Linked DNA regions of Homo sapiens: region 1 is linked to region 2. Evidence: chromatin loops called from intact Hi-C (ENCODE). Cell type or tissue: heart right ventricle. All regions are shown on one strand.

What was found. Peaks named below come from ENCODE experiments on the same cell type or tissue, not always from the same donor. Only the 100,000 strongest peaks of a DNase experiment are listed, where the experiment ranks them.
Region 1: a loop joins it to region 2, with 2.7 times the contacts of the local background. A loop is called at or near these places in 57 of 110 quality-filtered maps.

Annotation. Positions count from the first base shown.
Region 1 is chr5:103,028,681-103,036,680 of GRCh38, reverse strand. It overlaps PAM (peptidylglycine alpha-amidating monooxygenase), which reads right to left. Exons shown (of 26, transcript NM_001177306.2): 26 at 6,965-7,794. The coding sequence ends at 7,616. It also overlaps the pseudogene EIF3KP1. Among named protein-coding and RNA genes, the nearest start is that of GIN1, 87 kb to the left of the region's middle. RefSeq lists an enhancer at 7,592-8,000. In heart right ventricle, a CTCF peak has its summit at 4,819; no DNase peak of the experiment used is centred here.
Region 2 is chr5:102,665,991-102,673,990 of GRCh38, reverse strand. It overlaps LINC00491 (long intergenic non-protein coding RNA 491), which reads left to right and starts at 2,527. Exons shown (of 2, transcript NR_103756.1): 1 at 2,527-2,764. LOC105379104 (a long non-coding RNA gene) reads right to left here. Exons shown (of 4, transcript XR_948632.4): 2 at 7,515-8,000. RefSeq lists a silencer at 3,551-3,650 and an enhancer at 5,792-8,000. In heart right ventricle, a CTCF peak has its summit at 3,572 (motif pointing right); a DNase peak (open chromatin) is centred at 3,585.

The sequences.
Region 1 (8,000 bases), 360 kb before region 2:
TTGCACATAATGCAACTTATTTTCAAATGGTTCAGCGAAAGTAAACAAACTAGTGTGTATGTACACATATGTGTGTGTATCTATGAGAGAGAGAATGAAAATATGGCAAAATGTTAAGCACTATAAATTTAAGTGAGGAATATATGGGTGTTCACTGTAAGTCTTCAATAATTCTGTAGCTTTAAAATTTTCAAAGTAAAAAGTGGAGACAACAGAACACCGTAATTTGCTTGCATGTTTGTTTCACAATAAGTAGTATTCACTGAACATCAAATTTTGGTTCTTGATCACTTTGTCTCTTTTTTTGACTGGATGTTTCTATCAACCTTTTTCTGGGTAGATATCATAGTATAAAGATAGCTTTTAAGCCTCAAATCTCTACTCTTGGACGTGTATGTATTTTTTGGTTTTCATTGTTATTTTAACAAAACAAAGTTTAACATTTCTTCTTGTATTCAATATTGTTTGTGGGACCCCTTGAGGCTATCTTCATAAATACATTAGTATAGACTTAATTATAAAATGTCTCTTTTTAATGTAATAATTTAAACATTACACAAATAGCTATTACATTAAACCCCATTATCTGAGAAATATTATGGTTAAGTGTTAAGGTCCAATATAACAGTAATGAATATCCACTCTTTTTTCTTCCATAGAATCTGCTCTTATTCAACTAGCAATAGTATCCTATGTTTCCTTGGGGAAAACCAATCTTTCTGAATCATCAATGTAGTTACTGTGGAACGTGACTGTGTCCCTGGCTCCATGGAGGCTTGGCTAATCCAGCATCACATTTTCCCTGGCCCCAGTGACTGGTTCTGGGGTTGGCACATTGCTGTAGTTTGGATATGGTTTGTTCTGACCTAATTTCATATTGAAATTTGATCCCCAAGTTCAGAAGTGGGACCTAATAGGAAGTGTTTGGGTTATGGGGGCAGATCGCCCATGAACAGATTAATGCCCTCTTTTGGGGTGAGTTCTCACTCTATTAGCTCCCTCCAGAGCCTGTTGTTAAAAGAAGACTGACACCTTCTCCTCTCTCTCTTGCTTCCTTATTCCCCATATGATTGCTGCATATGCTGGCTCTCCTTCACCCTCCACAGTGAGCAGAAGCAGCCTGAGACCCTCACCAAACGCAGATGCCAGTTCCATGCTTCTTGTATAGCCTGCTGAGCCATGAGACATATATACCTCTTTCCTTTATAAATTACCCAGCCTCAGGTATTATTTTATAATAACACAAAATTGACTAAGATACACACGAACCAAATCAGGCCAGTTAGTGTATTGGAACTCTTTGGAAAGAGAAACCATATATGTCAGAGTAAATGCTGGTAGCATCTAAACCTAGAACTGTTGGCTGCCACCTTTATTACTGATGGCAGCCGTGGCCGGTCTAGGAGCAGGCTGCCATGATGCTGGCTGCCATGGGGGAGGCGGAGTCAGGACTGCATGCTCCCTGGAACACAGGAGCCAGGAACAAGCAGAAGCCCCGCCCCCTTCCAAGTTGGAGGGGGCTGTAACCACCCAGCCGTAGCTGTGGACCTAGACATCTCTGCACTGTTGGGGACCTAGGAAGCCCTTCTTGCCCCCACAGGCTTAGAAATACCTGCTTTCACTGCCTGGCCTTTCCCTGCTCCTGGCACCCACTGCAATTTTGGAGCAAAGATGAGGCCAAGCTCAGGTGCTGTCATGACCTGGCTGGGTGTGTGCATGCTAGGAGCAGTGCTGACATGCCAGCCCCCTGCCACTCTGGCCCCCTCTGGATTTTGGGTGCTAATGAGCACAGGAGGGAGGCTGGGAGGTTGCTGAGGATGGCTTGGCACAAGCCTGCAGGTGCTCCGGGCACAAACAGTTTGGGTGAACAGCAGGTTGATGGCGGAGGGAGGCAGACAGGCTTCTGGGCAGAAAGGGGCAGGTCCCTGGTGAAGCTCCACCTTCAGGCCTGGGATGGCATGAAGCCTGAGGCCCAGAGTGCCAGTTCCGTGGACCAGAGTGAGAACTTATGGTGCTTTATCTGACTTGCCCGTGGCTGCCCATGGACCAATCAACATGTACTTCCTCTCCTCCAAAGCCCAGAAAAACCCTGGACTCAGCTGTACTAGGGCGTCAGGATGACCTTCCTGCAGAGAGGAACTACCCACTGTGGGTCTCCTCTCAGCTGAGTTGAGCAGACATTGGGAGGACATGCCTGCAGAGAGGAGCTACCCACTGTGGGTCTCCTCTCAGCTGAGAGCTGAGCAGATGTCAGGATGACCTCCCTGCAGAGAGGAGCTCACCCACTCCAGGTCGCCCCTCCACTGAGAGCTGAACTCATTGGGATGAACTGCCTGCAGAAAGGAGTTACCCACTTTGGGTCTCCTGAGAGCTGTACTCTTGCTCAATAAAGCACATCTTCACCTTACTCACCCTCCAGATGGCCACATACCTCATTCTTCTCAGACATGAGACAAGAACTCGGGACCTGCCTAATGGTAGAACTGAAGAGTGGTAACACAAACAGAGCTGAAACATGCCCCTTGCTTACCACGTTGTGGGTGACAAGAAGGAGAGAAGAGAGAAGGAGGGATGAGCTGTAGCCCTTCAGGGAGCCCAGACCTAGGAGCACCCGAGCCAGGGTGTTGACACCCTCTTTGGGGCTCTGCAGTTCCTGGCCTCTCCAAGCTTCTGGGCCCCACTGCGTTCCCCAGTGCCCACAGTGGAAGCCATTTGTGGTATGCCTGGTGCAGCTGCAGCCTTGCAGGGAGCCAGTACCTGTGCCAGCACTGAGAGCTACCTGCCCTGCTACAGCCAGCATACCTGGCAGTGCGCAGTGGCCGGACCCCATACTCGCTCACTCATGCACCCCTTGCTGCTCTGTGCCTGGCTTGCCCTTGGCAGGCATGGGATCCGGGCTGGATCCTCTGACATTACCACATATGTGGAGAGTCTGAATGAAGGTAAACCCTATATAGAAGCAAGCCAAACTGAGAGGGAAGCCAAATCCTGTTTGTTTCATCTGAGTCTCTGGATCTAGCCATGCCTGGGCTTTTCAGTTATATGAATCAAACAATAATATTTTTTATTGATAAATTGTTATTTTCCTCATTTATTATATAGTAATTCTTAATAACAAGAATTTATAACAAGAACATGTTTAGTTCTTAAACCTGTTTGAATTTGTTTGTGATTACTAAAGAAGCCTAAGACAATGGTATGTAAAATAATCAAATCTAGAACTCAAAATTTCAGATCTTTTCTGACCTTAACCCAGTGTTCTTTGCAAACTCAAAAGAATGGCTAAGACTGGGCCATTCTATTGAATAGTGCTGTCTCCTTATCTGGAAGTATAAGTGAGTTGTAAGAACCAGTGCAATTGTGTTGTTCTAGCTACATGCATGGTTGACACTCTTCCAATTACAGAGGACAAGTTAATTACCAAATAAACAAAGCAGAGAATCACAACTACAGGGAGTTTTCATCATGAGAAATCTCCTGCTGAGAAGGTAAAATTATTAGGCAAAGGAGTACGAGGCTAGAACTAGCATCAGAAAGGACTCAACTTACCCATCAGTTTTCTAGACAATATATGTATATTTTGAAGGCATGAAGAATTATATAATATTCTTTTTTTTTAAGTCAACAAATCTTTATTAAACACCTGCAGTTACTGGAAGAAGGCCATGATGCTGGACACACTGTCAAAGTCTATCTTCTCCACAGGGTTCTTGGGCTTAATGTTCTCTTCCTGGCTACAGATGAAGATCTGCTGGGACTCATCAGCCCTCCAGGTGTATTTTCTCATCCACACCTTCAGCTGGCTGTCCGACAGATACCCAGGCATCTCGGCCAGCAGCCAGTGGTCGATGTGCTGGTAAGTGATACCCACGACAGGGCAGATACACATTCGGACAGAGTCTTCAAAGCCAGTTATACCTTCCAAGAGGTCCACGTTTTCATCCAGGGCTTCCCAGAAGGCCTGAAAGAGGCTGGTCTCCAGCAGGTCCTTGAGATACAAAATCTGTCAGATGGCCACTCTTCTTGATGTGCCTGGCCAATCATGCACTTACACGGGGTGAAGTTGGTATGTGGCAGGTTGGTGAGGGCCTTCAGCTGGATCTGGGCAGTGTCCGTGGTCTGAAAAAACACTGGGTTGGACTGGTACAGCTTCAGGACAACTGGGTTGGCTTCCAGATCATAGGCAGTGTCCTTGGCCTGCATCTCCACGTAGCACTCCAGGGTGGCCAGCTTCTCAGGATTGTTCCTGTTGATACCCTGGAGCAACATGCCCACATTGGCTCTCATCTGCTCAAATATCACCATGACTGCTGTCACCTTCCACAATGAGGGCTGGAAGCTAACACCAGACTGGCACGGTGTCCTCAAATACAGCATTCTTATATGACTTATTCATTTTAAGGGAGTTTGTATAAAATGCATTTTTGTTCAAAAACAAAAAGAGTTCTATTGTCATACTTGTTTTTTATAAGCTCCTATTTTGTATTATATCTTGGTATATCTGAATAAGAGCACTTTTTTTAAACCAGGTTTTCATTGGTAAATCCTTTCTGTATGATAGTACAGTGTATACTCAATTTTGAAACCCAGAAAAATTCACGTCCTTTTTTTATATCAGTACTTTGGATATGTGATAGACATCTTTGTGTTTTGGTGTTTCAAAATTTTTAAGGCTATGAACAGGAATCATATTTACCATCATCAATGATTAAGTTCTTTTAATTAAATCATGATACTATAAAAACACTCCAAATAGATTTGCTTATTCTAGCCTTTAGATGTGATTCAAAAATAAAAAGGAGGCCTCTAGGGAGGCCACTAGTGGCCTTTCTATGCACCTAAGTTATTTCCCTAGTGGAATAAAGAGCATCAGGGGACTAAAGGAAGAAGCTGCTGCTAAGTTCTGGCCCTGAAGATAATTTGCATATGGGATTTTTCATGAATTGAGTTTGAGGCACTGGGGTTGATGACTTCTAGGCCTAACCATCACTCTACAGAGACCACATCTTTGAGAATATTAACTTCCTGTGCCTAAGAATGTTTTAAAGTTCAGCTACTCTCTGTAGCACTATGTTTCTTGGAGATGAACCATGGAACACCTGAATTCAAATCACCAGGAATGCTTCTTAAAAATGTAGATTTCTAGGACCCACCCAGTGCAGTGAATCAGAAACTATGGGAAAGGGACCAAATTAGTACTTCTAAAATAAGTACTCACAGTTGATTCTTACCCACATTAAAGTTTGAGACGTATTGCTACAGGCTACATCAACTTTGAGCTACATGTAGGTGACAGTCTGGGAAACAAGCACTAATACAGATTCTATGGATTTAATTGTCATTCAGTTTCCTAAATATTTGATTTTATATAACATCTGGATGAGAGTTAAAAGATGCACGGTAATTTTGAAAAATAATATGCTGATTTAATAAACTAAAGAGGAAAGCTTAGAACAAAAGATTTTATGCAAATGATAATTCAGGGCCAATTCAGTGAATGACAAGCTATTCTTTTAACTCTCCCAAATCAAATTTTCAAGGTACTTTAATAGAAGAAAAAATGAAAGCACAGCTGTTTCCCTTTGCTTTTTTAATAAGTCATTTATGCCCATTTTAATTATCCAATTTAACACATTCAACAATTAAGGCATTCAGATTTTGGTGCTAACAGTCATATCAAAACACCTCAGATCCTGTCTTCCCCCTCCAAACATCTGTAAACTATAATTTATGTGAAAATATAGCTATCCACTTATTGTAACTGGCAAGATAGAATAGCTATTCTCGAAGACAATGGTTTTCAACTGTGACTGCACAATAGAAACACCTGGACAAATTTAAAAACATGAACCATACCTGTATTCCATTGTAAGCCAACTAAATAAAGATCACTGGAAAGAGTGAGTGCCCAACAATTTTTTTCTTAAATTCTCCAGGCGATTCTACTGTGGCCAGGCCTAGGATTCACTCCTCTGGGACATTTCTCAGGCAGTGCATTCTCTGACTCGATAAATGAAGTTCAGCCAAGAATAATCAGTGGAAAGATTGCCTGAAGTCAATGTCATTCATTACTTTCCAGGCTACCATCTTTAATTAACCCAGGTTGGCAGAATAAAGGTGGAGTGCTAGGACAGGATTGTAATGCCCTAGCAGACTTACCGTTTCCAAATTTCCCTTCTGTACTCTCATGTACTTTATGATTAGTCAATTATATCTGTATTATTCCAACTACTATGATGCCGGAAAAACAGGTTGGCATTTTTGAAAAAGAGTTTTAGATTCCTATCATTTTAAAATGGAAAATTATCTGGTTCTTACTAACTTGCATTGACGAATTACGAAAAAGACGTTTTAAAACTAATCTGCAATCACTGTAAAAGATGAATATATTCCTATGGATACATGGAAATTGTATTTTATTTTAGAGAAAGGATCTCACTCTGTAGCCTAGGCTGGAGTACAGTGGATTGATCATAGCTCACTGCAGCCTTGAATTTCTGGGCTCAAACAATCCTTCTGCTTGGCCTCCCACAATCCTTCTGCTTGGCCTCCCAAAGTCCTGGAAGTATAGGCTTGAGCCACTGTACCTGCCCTGAAATTATTTTTTAAAAGGAAAACTATTATTAGTGATCCCTACTGATGGATCATTTGCATATGTAATTTGAGACACAGGTATCCACTTAGCTGTGATTACCTTTTATTAAAGTATTTATCCTCTGATTGATATATAGGCAAAAACCCTCTTTGGATTTTAGAAGAGCCTGACTTTACAAATTTATGTAAACTCAGGCTGGTTTTTAATTTATATTGGCTAAAGTATCTTCTAAATTTTGTACAATACACACATTTCTTTTAGTTGAAGACATCGAGTAAGTTTCACTAATATTTGTGGGTTTGTGTAATTATTATAAAAGTTGTATGTAAAATCTGCAAATACGCAAAAACTGGAAAATACACTGACAGCTAATGCTCTGAAAACACTTTATTACACAAATTACATTCAGATTCTGAAAATAGTGTTCTAACAGTGTAACCATCTAAAAATAAGACATCCCAAAAACACACCAACTGAAGAAAATTTAAAAAAGAATTTAAATAGAGACTTTTTTATTTCCTTCATTGCAATATAATGTTAGTGATTTTAAAAAAATAGGAGATTTAGCAGCTTTGTCGTCATGTAGCACAAAGTTTCTCTTTACTGCCACAGGCTAAGAATGCTGAACAGGAAAGGCACCAAAGAAAGACACTGGCAATGAAAGTGCTATTGGGAAAATACTGTGTTCAAGCAAAGAATGGGGTTATTTACATCCACCAAAAAGTCTCAAAAGTGTAAATGGGCAAATCTTCCATTGTTAGATTAGAATTATGATGGAAAAAGAGGACGGTTTCTCTAGTCTATGTTCATATAAAGACAATGGCACTGTTATGAACTTTTAGGAAACTCCTCAACTAGAAACAGAAGCCAACTTAACCAAAACGAAGTAAATAAAGTGTGTACAGTCCCACACAGACTAGTACAGTTTACAATTAAATACACAGAACTTTAAACGTGCTAAAGGGAAAGGAATCTGACATTCTGGGTAAATCTTACTCAATCTAAATCAAAGCTTGGTTTTCAGGAGGAGGAAGGTGCGAGCGCAGGCAGAGGTGCTGAATACTCCTCTTCTGATTCACTTCCATCATCCTCTTTCTCTTGGTCACTGCCCTCAGTGCTAAGCCGGTCAAACCCTTTTCGACTGTAGCCCTTACGGCTTGCAAAGAAATTACCAAGGTTTAAGCCTCCACTTCCCTTTCCTGAAAAAAAGCAAACAATAACAGAATTGGGTAAAGTTTGCAGCAATGTCTGTTACCTTGTAAATTCTTAAATGATAAAGTCAGAAGGTGGGGATGGGAAAGGGGAGATTATTTTATTTAAAAATAAAATAGAAAAACAGACAGAGACGTATCCTACAGAGCCATATAGATGCTACTATTAAAGAAGAAAAACAAAAGCTCCCAAG
Region 2 (8,000 bases):
CAGTAGTCATTCAGGAGCAGGTTGTTCGGTTTCCATGTAGTTGAGCGGTTTTGAGTGAGATTCTTAATCCTGAGTTCTAGTTTGATTGCACTGTGGTCTGAGAGATAGTTTGTTATAATCTCTGTTCCTTTACATTTGCTGAGGAGAGCTTTACTTCCAAGTATGTGGTCAATTTTGGAATAGGTGTGGTGTGGTGCTGAAAAAAATGTATATTCTGTTGATTTGGGGTGGAGAGTTCTGTAGATGTCTATTAGGTCCGCTTGGTGCAGAGCTGAGTTCAATTCCTGGGTATCCTTGTTGACTTTCTGTCTCGTTGATCCGTCTAATGTTGACAGTGGGGTGTTAAAGTCTCCCATTATTAATGTGTGGGAGTCTAAGTCTCTTTGTATGTCACTCAGGACTTGCTTTATGAATCTTGGTTCTCCTGTATTGGGTGCATATATATTTAGTATAGTTAGCTCTTCTTGTTGAATTGATCCCTTTACCATTATGCAATGGCCTTCTTTGTCTCTTTTGATCTTTGTTGGTTTAAAGTGTGTTTTATCAGAGACTAGTATTGCAACCCCTGCCTTTTTTTGTTTTCCATTTGCTTGGTAGATCTTCCTCCATCCTTTTATTTTGAGCCTATGTGTGTCTCTGCACGTGATATGGGTTTCCTGAATACAGCACACTGATGGGTCTTGACTCTTTATCCAATTTGCCAGTCTGTGTCTTTTAATTGGAGCATTTAGTCCATTTACATTTAAAGTTAATATTGTTATGTGTGAATTTGATCCTGTCATTATGATGTTAGCTGGTGATTTTGCTCGTTAGTTGATGCAGTTTCTTCCTAGTCTTGATGGTCTTTACATTTTGGCATGATTTTGCAGTGGCTGGTACCAGTTGTTCCTTTCCATGTTTAGTGCTTCCTTCAGGAGCTCTTTTAGGGCAGGCCTGGTGGTGACAAAATCTCTCAGCATTTGCTTGTCTGTAAAGGATTGTATTTTTCCTTCGCTTATGAAGCTTAGTTTGGCTGGATATGAAATTCTGGGTTGAAAATTCTTGTCTTTAAGAATGTTGAATATTGGCCCTCACTCTCTTCTGGCTTGTAGGGTTTCTGCCGAGAGAACCGCTGTTAGTCTGATGCACTTCCCTTTGAGGGTAACCCGACCTTTCTCTCTGGCTGCCCTTAACATTTTTTCCTTCATTTCAACTTTGGTGAATCTGACAATTATGTGTCTTGGAGTTGCTCTTCTCAAGGAGTAACTTTGTGGCGTTCTCTGTATTTCCTGAATCTGAACGTTGGCCTGCCTTGCTAGATTGGGGAAGTTCTCCTGGATAATATCCTGCAGAGTGTTTTCCAACTTGGTTCCATTCTCCCCATCACTTTCAGGTACACCAATCAGACGTAGATTTGGTCTTTTCACATAGTCCCATATTTCTTGGAGGCTTTGCTCATTTCTTTTATTCTTTTTTCTCTAAACTTCCCTTCTCTCTTCATTTCATTCATTTCATCTTCCATCGCTGATACCCTTTCTTCCAGTTGATCGCATCGGCTCCTGAGGCTTCTGCATTCTTCACGTAGTTCTCAAGCCTTGGTTTTCAGCTCCATCAGCTCCTTTAAGCACTTCTCTGTATTGGTTATTCTAGTTGTACATTCTTCTAAATTTTTTTCAAAGTTTTCAACTTCTTTGCCTTTGGTTTGAATGTCCTCCCGTAGCTCAGAGTAATTTGATCGTCTGAAGCCTTCTTCTCTCAGCTCGTCAAAGTCATTCTCCATCCAGCTTTGTTCCGTTGCTGGTGAGGAACTGCGTTCCTTTGGAGGAGGAGAGGCGCTCTGCTTTCTAGAGTTTCCAGTTTTTCTGTTCTGTTTTTTCCCCATCTTTGTGGTTTTATCTACTTTTGGTCTTTGATGATGGTGATGTACAAATGGGTTTTTGGTGTGGATGTCCTTTCTGTTTGTTAATTTTCCTTCTAACAGACATGACCCTCAGCTGCAGGTCTGTTGGAATACCCTGCCGTGTGAGGTGTCAGTGTGCCCCTGCTGGGGGGTGCCTCCCAGTTAGGCTGCTCAGGGGTCAGGGGTCAGGGACCCACTTGAGGAGGCAGTCTGCAGGTTCTCAGATCTCCAGCTGCGTGCTGGGAGAACCACTGCTCTCTTCAAAGCTGTCAGACAGGGACATTTAAGTCTGTAGAGGTTACTGCTTTTTGTTTGTCTGTGCCCTGCCCCCAGAGGTGGAGCCTACAGAGGCAGGCAGGCCTCCTTGAGCTGTGGTGGGCTCCACCCAGTTGGAGCTTCCCTGCTGCTTTGTTTACCTAAGCAAGCCTGGGCAATGGCGGGCGCCCCTCCCCCAGCCTAGCTGCCGCTTGCAGTTTGATCTCAGACTGCTGTGCTAGCAATCAGCGAGACTCCGTGGGTGTAGGACCCTCCGAGCCAGGTGTAGGATATAATCTCGTGGTGCGCCGTTTTTTAAGCCCATCAGAAAAGCGCAGTATTCGGGTGGGAGTGACCCGACTTTCCAGGTGCCGTCCATCACCCCTTTCTTTGACTCGGAAAGGGAACTCCCTGACCCCTTGCGCTTCCCGAGTGAGGCAATGCCTCGCCCTGCTTCGACTCGCGCATGGTGCGCGCACGCACTGACCTGCGCCCACTGTCTGGCACTCCCTAGTGAGATGAACCCGGTACCTCAGATGGAAATGCAGAAATCACCAGTCTTCTGCGTCGCTCACGCTGGGAGCTGTAGACCGGAGCTGTTCCTATTCGGCCATCTTGTCTCCTCCCGTGGTAAGTTTTTTTGGGGGTTAGAATTTCAACTTAAGAGTGTTGGAAAGACACAAACATTCAGACCACAGAAGTTTCATTTGTATTTACAATTTGTATTTTCAATTTGACATAAATAAAAATGAGACTTGCAGAATGCAATTTAGAAAACTCAGCCATGCACGCTACTGTAATAGTTCTATTAAGATGTATTTTTAAATGCTGTGACAAAATATTCCTGCCATCTTTAAAAAATAGGTTTGATGATTTGAAAATGGACAGGTCACTTTAAAGAGATCCTTAGTAGTCTATGGAAAGTAACATTTATAACAACTTGAAACTCAAAGGAAAGGAAACTCGGGGAGAAGCACATTCAATAATTTCCAAGGTAACATGGATGCACACTACGTGTGCGGCTTTCATCTCATTTCTTGCTTCCGTGGCCTTCCAAGGAAGAACACAATGTATTCTTCATTGAAAAAAAATTGCAGAGAAGGCAGTGTAAGAAAGAGGTATTTTGAGAACTAATTGAAGTCTTTGTAAGTCACGTTAATGCCTTTCTGCCAATAACTTATTTGCGGATACAGGAGGATTTTCACCCCTCCTCTCCCTGCCACCCCCATCCCCAAAATATCCCACACCTGGGTTACATTGGTTGAAAAAATAATTGTTCCGGTACTTTTCAAGCATTAAAAACATTGTATGTGAGTGTTTTGTTTTTGTTTTTTGTTTGTTTTGTTTTGTTTTTCTTAGTGCAAGATTAATCAGGCGGTCTCAAGTGTATTTAAAAGTTAGGAATGAGGAGGGCACTGTGATGACCGTCATGGCCAGTAGAGGGCAGGAAACTGGAATGGACGGGGGAGCGGGCCATGTACAAAGCGGGGCTCTGATCTCTCTTGTGTTTTGGTGCAGTTTGTATGGACTAGATGGCTGAGAACTCCAGTAGAGAGGAATAAATCACCACCAGAATCAAAAGAGACTGGAACAGGTGAAAATTAGAAAGCTGTTGTGACAAAGTCCAGGATAAGATGTGAGATTTCTGGGGCAGGTATCTGGTGATGAAACCAAGAAGAGCATGCCGTTAAGAATTTGATCAAGATTGAATAACTTCTGGCAATTTACTTATAAAGTGACTTTTGCAGTCCTGGGTCATGGTACTCTTGCATGTACTACTGAGAAGTCACATTACAAAATAAAAAATAAATTTAAAAAGAAGGAAAAAAGAAATTTAAAAATCTTTGCCAAGTATGTAGGGGAAAAGTTGTATATAACTTTTTTGTCTACTATAAAAGAAGACGACTTTTTTTGTCGTCTACTAGTGAGTTTGGATATTTTTCATACTTTTAAAAACCAATTTTAATTAATTTTATTTTTCTTTCCCCTCAATTAAATACAGTCTTACCTTTAGTGAATATTATTTATGTAATATTATAAACATATATTATACATAAAGTAGTGCACCAAGATTCTGGAGAGGGGGCTGTAGGGAGATTAAAACAAAAGGCCTGGGCTGGGCATGGTGGCTCACGCCTGTAATCCCAGCACTTTGGGAGGCCGAAGCAGGTGAATCACGAGGTCAGGAGTTCGAGACCAGCCTGGTCAACATAGTGAAACCCCATCTCTACTAAAAATACAAAAAATTACCTGGGTGTGGTGGCTGGCTCCTGTAATCCCAGCTACTCAGGAAGCTGAGGCAGAAGAATTGCTTGAACCTGGGAGGCGGTGGTTGCAGTGAACCAAGATCACACTACTGCACTCCAGCCCGGGTGACAGTGTGAGACTCAGTCTAAAAAAAAAAAAAAAAAGAATGTCCACAACAAATTCCTCCTCTGAAATTGATATATTGGCTAGATAGAACAGCAGGTGCAGAATAATGTGAACAGAGAAGGAAGGGAATGGGGGCAGAAAGTGTTAAATGCAGACACACTGCTAAACAAAATCACCAGTAAGTGGAACTTATATACCTCCTTTGAATTCTGTCCCAGTGGTCAGTGTTGGAGAATTGTCTCTGGGTCAGGGGCAGAAGAGAAGGCTAGATGGAAGATCCAAGAAGCCCTCTGAGACTCAGGGAATGCTTTATAACATGTTTACCTGCTGGCTTACTATTTAAAGATGTCAAGGAAATTTCAGGTTTCACTTCTAATGGTATAAAACAGTGTTTTGCCAAGAAGACCCTGTAAAGGTCTTACTTAGGACTCCTGCCTTCACTCAGGAAGTGTGTTTGTGAACACACACTACAGCTAGTGGATAGTCTTAGGGCCACTAGCTGAGAGTCATTTTCGTTTTAGGAAAAGCAAGTTTTGCATTGAATAAAGGAGACATTTTATCCTATATTGTACCCTCCCTCTGGGCTTTGGCAGTGCACCCAGCTTTCAGTAGGGAGAGCCTAATTTGGTTACTTCTCTGCAGTCTTTGATTAATGCACAGGACCATTCATGCCATTCATGATCATGTTAGTGACTTTCTCAAGGGCTCTCAACTGGATAAGTCAGCAGATGGCTGAGAAATACTCACCTGCTGTTTACAGTCAGTACGAAGCTTGTTAATCTGGTTCTTCCAGGAATCTCATGTGAATGAGACTAGCCACTATGCTACTCTACACACAATTTCAAAAATCTGTTTTTTTGCTCAAGGTTCAACTATCAAAATGGTTTGATAGCATAAGTAAAGTATTTTGCAGTTCCCTTTTCTGAGATAAAACCAGTTTGACATCTATAAAAAGACAGAATTACGTTACAGGATTAGAAGTGTTAATGCGGATGTGAAATTTGACACATCTGCTAAAGCATGGAAGTCAATCCACCTATCAATCATTTGCATAGGGGAGAGAACACATTCTTTTCCTGGATGTATCATTTATCACCTGGGTGACCCTGGGTTTTGCAATTACCTATTCAATTACCATTTCCTTAAATCTGTTAAGTTGAGATTAAAAACAGCAAGCAAGCATACTTCACTGAGTTATCTTGAGGATCTAAGAAGACTACATAAATGAAAGAATTTACAAACTATAAAGCCAAACACAGATGTGAAGAGTTATGGCCAAGAAGTGGCATGCATGGATCATCTACTATGTTTCTGACACAGCTTTGGAAGATACAAAATAGATCAAAGGTGTGACCGTTGCCCTCCACGTTTGTATGGTCCGGAAAACTGAGAGCAGCACAAGACAGTATCTGATAAAGGTGTAAGGAGCTGCTGCAAAACAAGTGGCATCAGGGTTTAGAAGAGAAAGAGATGAACAAGGGTTAACACGCAGATTAGCAGCATTATGGAAGTGGTAGGTATTGACTTGCACTTTGAGAAAGGAAAATGGGAGAACGGAGAGGATTGATATCAAAAGAAGCTAAAAAGGGCTTTAAGTTCTAAGTTTATCATTTATCTCCTGTCCTAAAACGTCCTTTTTCTACTATGTTCACTGTCAAACTCCTTATTTATAAGTTAACTTCATCCTTGTCCCTAGGAACTCCTCCCTGACCCTCCCAAATGGAGCTGATCACTGTCTCCCTTAGTGGCTTCTAGCCTGGAATAATACACATTTACATTATTGAAATATCTCATCAACAATGGAGTAATTGGTATCATTTTTGAAGTAAGACAGACCTCGGTTCCAATCTCATTTTGCTGCTACTGGGCCCTTTGACCTTGGGCAAATCCTTTACACTCTTGAGCCTGAGTACCTTCATCTGTTGGTTGTGAATGATAATAACGACATAGGGTTATTATGAGCACTAAATAAGGAATAGTGTCTAAATGAGTCTTGCATGTAGTAAAGAAGTGACTTCAAAAACAACATCCATTGTTAAATTTTATGAATCCCGTTACCCTTGTTAGATAGTGTGGAGCTCTCATTATGCTCTTTTTAGATACTAGCACCTAGCACAGGGGCCAGGTACCTAGAGGGTACCTGATAAATATTTGAACAAATATGAGTATTCAAGATGGAAAAAGGCATTTTAGGACATGGCAGGAGCAAAGATACAGAAATAGAGATAATCTGTGTGAGGGAATAGTTGCAAGGGGTGAGACTAGGAAGGGAGAGGTAATGAGATAATTCTTCTGATCTGATCAGAGGAAAGATTTGTATAGGGGAATAAATTATGCTGGCTGGATTGATGGGGTCCAGGTGGAAGAAGACGAGGCCCAGAGTGTGGATTTGTTGTAGGTAAGAGGGGGAATTTCTTGAGGAAGAAAGACACAATGAAAATGATGAATAAATTGCTTAGGACTTTTGTGGTCCAATAAACAAGTTATTTTTAGAATAATAGATAAATTCCTACCATTATTTATAACTTTAATTTGTTACATTTTTACTTTATTATAAGAGGAACATGTCAATATTTTTCTCTTGATGCCAAGTTTTAAAAGAAAAGCAAAATAGGTATGGCTGTGTGGTAAGGACTCCTATAAATCAGTGAAGATCCGGCCTTCTGAAGAAATTAAAGGGTGTCTTAAATATAATGATTAATGTCTTTAAAATACCCATCAATCTTAGAGGAATGAACAAACCACTATTAGAACCATATGTCGCCCTCATTCTTTGTGTGGAACTTCCATGAAAGTCACTAGGAGTTCAGTGGAATGATGAAGAGAAGCATATGGCACTAGATCTGAACTAAATTAATAACAGTATGAAAACACAGTTAAATAGTGATAATCCCCCTTGTTATCCAGCTTTTTTCTTTTTCAGACAACTCTTGGTGTCTAGTTAAGCACCAGAAAGACACTTGTTAATGGGGAGAGCTGATGTGTGAGGAGAAACCATGTGGCATACCTTTTGAAACAAGCTGAAGAGGCAGTGATTTGGGGCTTCCGTGCTCAGGACTGCCATGGAGTCATTTGGAGATCAAAAAAAAGCCTAAACCTGATTATGCTTTAGGCATTCCATCTGGCTCTGACCCACACTGTTGCCATAGCCACCCATCTCCTAGCAACAATGAACAGGGTTTTCAGGGCTCTAAAGTGACAAAGCATGTGAGCAAATAATATAAATGTAATCACAATCGGCTAATAATCCAAGAGGTTATTCATAGTTAAAGTTTACTGTGAAGAGCTACAAGAATCTGTGGTTTCATGATTGTATCTTTTTCTGTGATGGGTTTTGATAAGAAAATGCCTTGGCTTAAACTGAGGCAGCCTGACAGCTTGTTATTGAACATAAAGACTACAAATATCATTATAGGGAAGATAATAAAAGTTGAACTTCATTTTAAATCATCTAGAAAACATAATCATTATCTTGAATAACCTGACCATCATC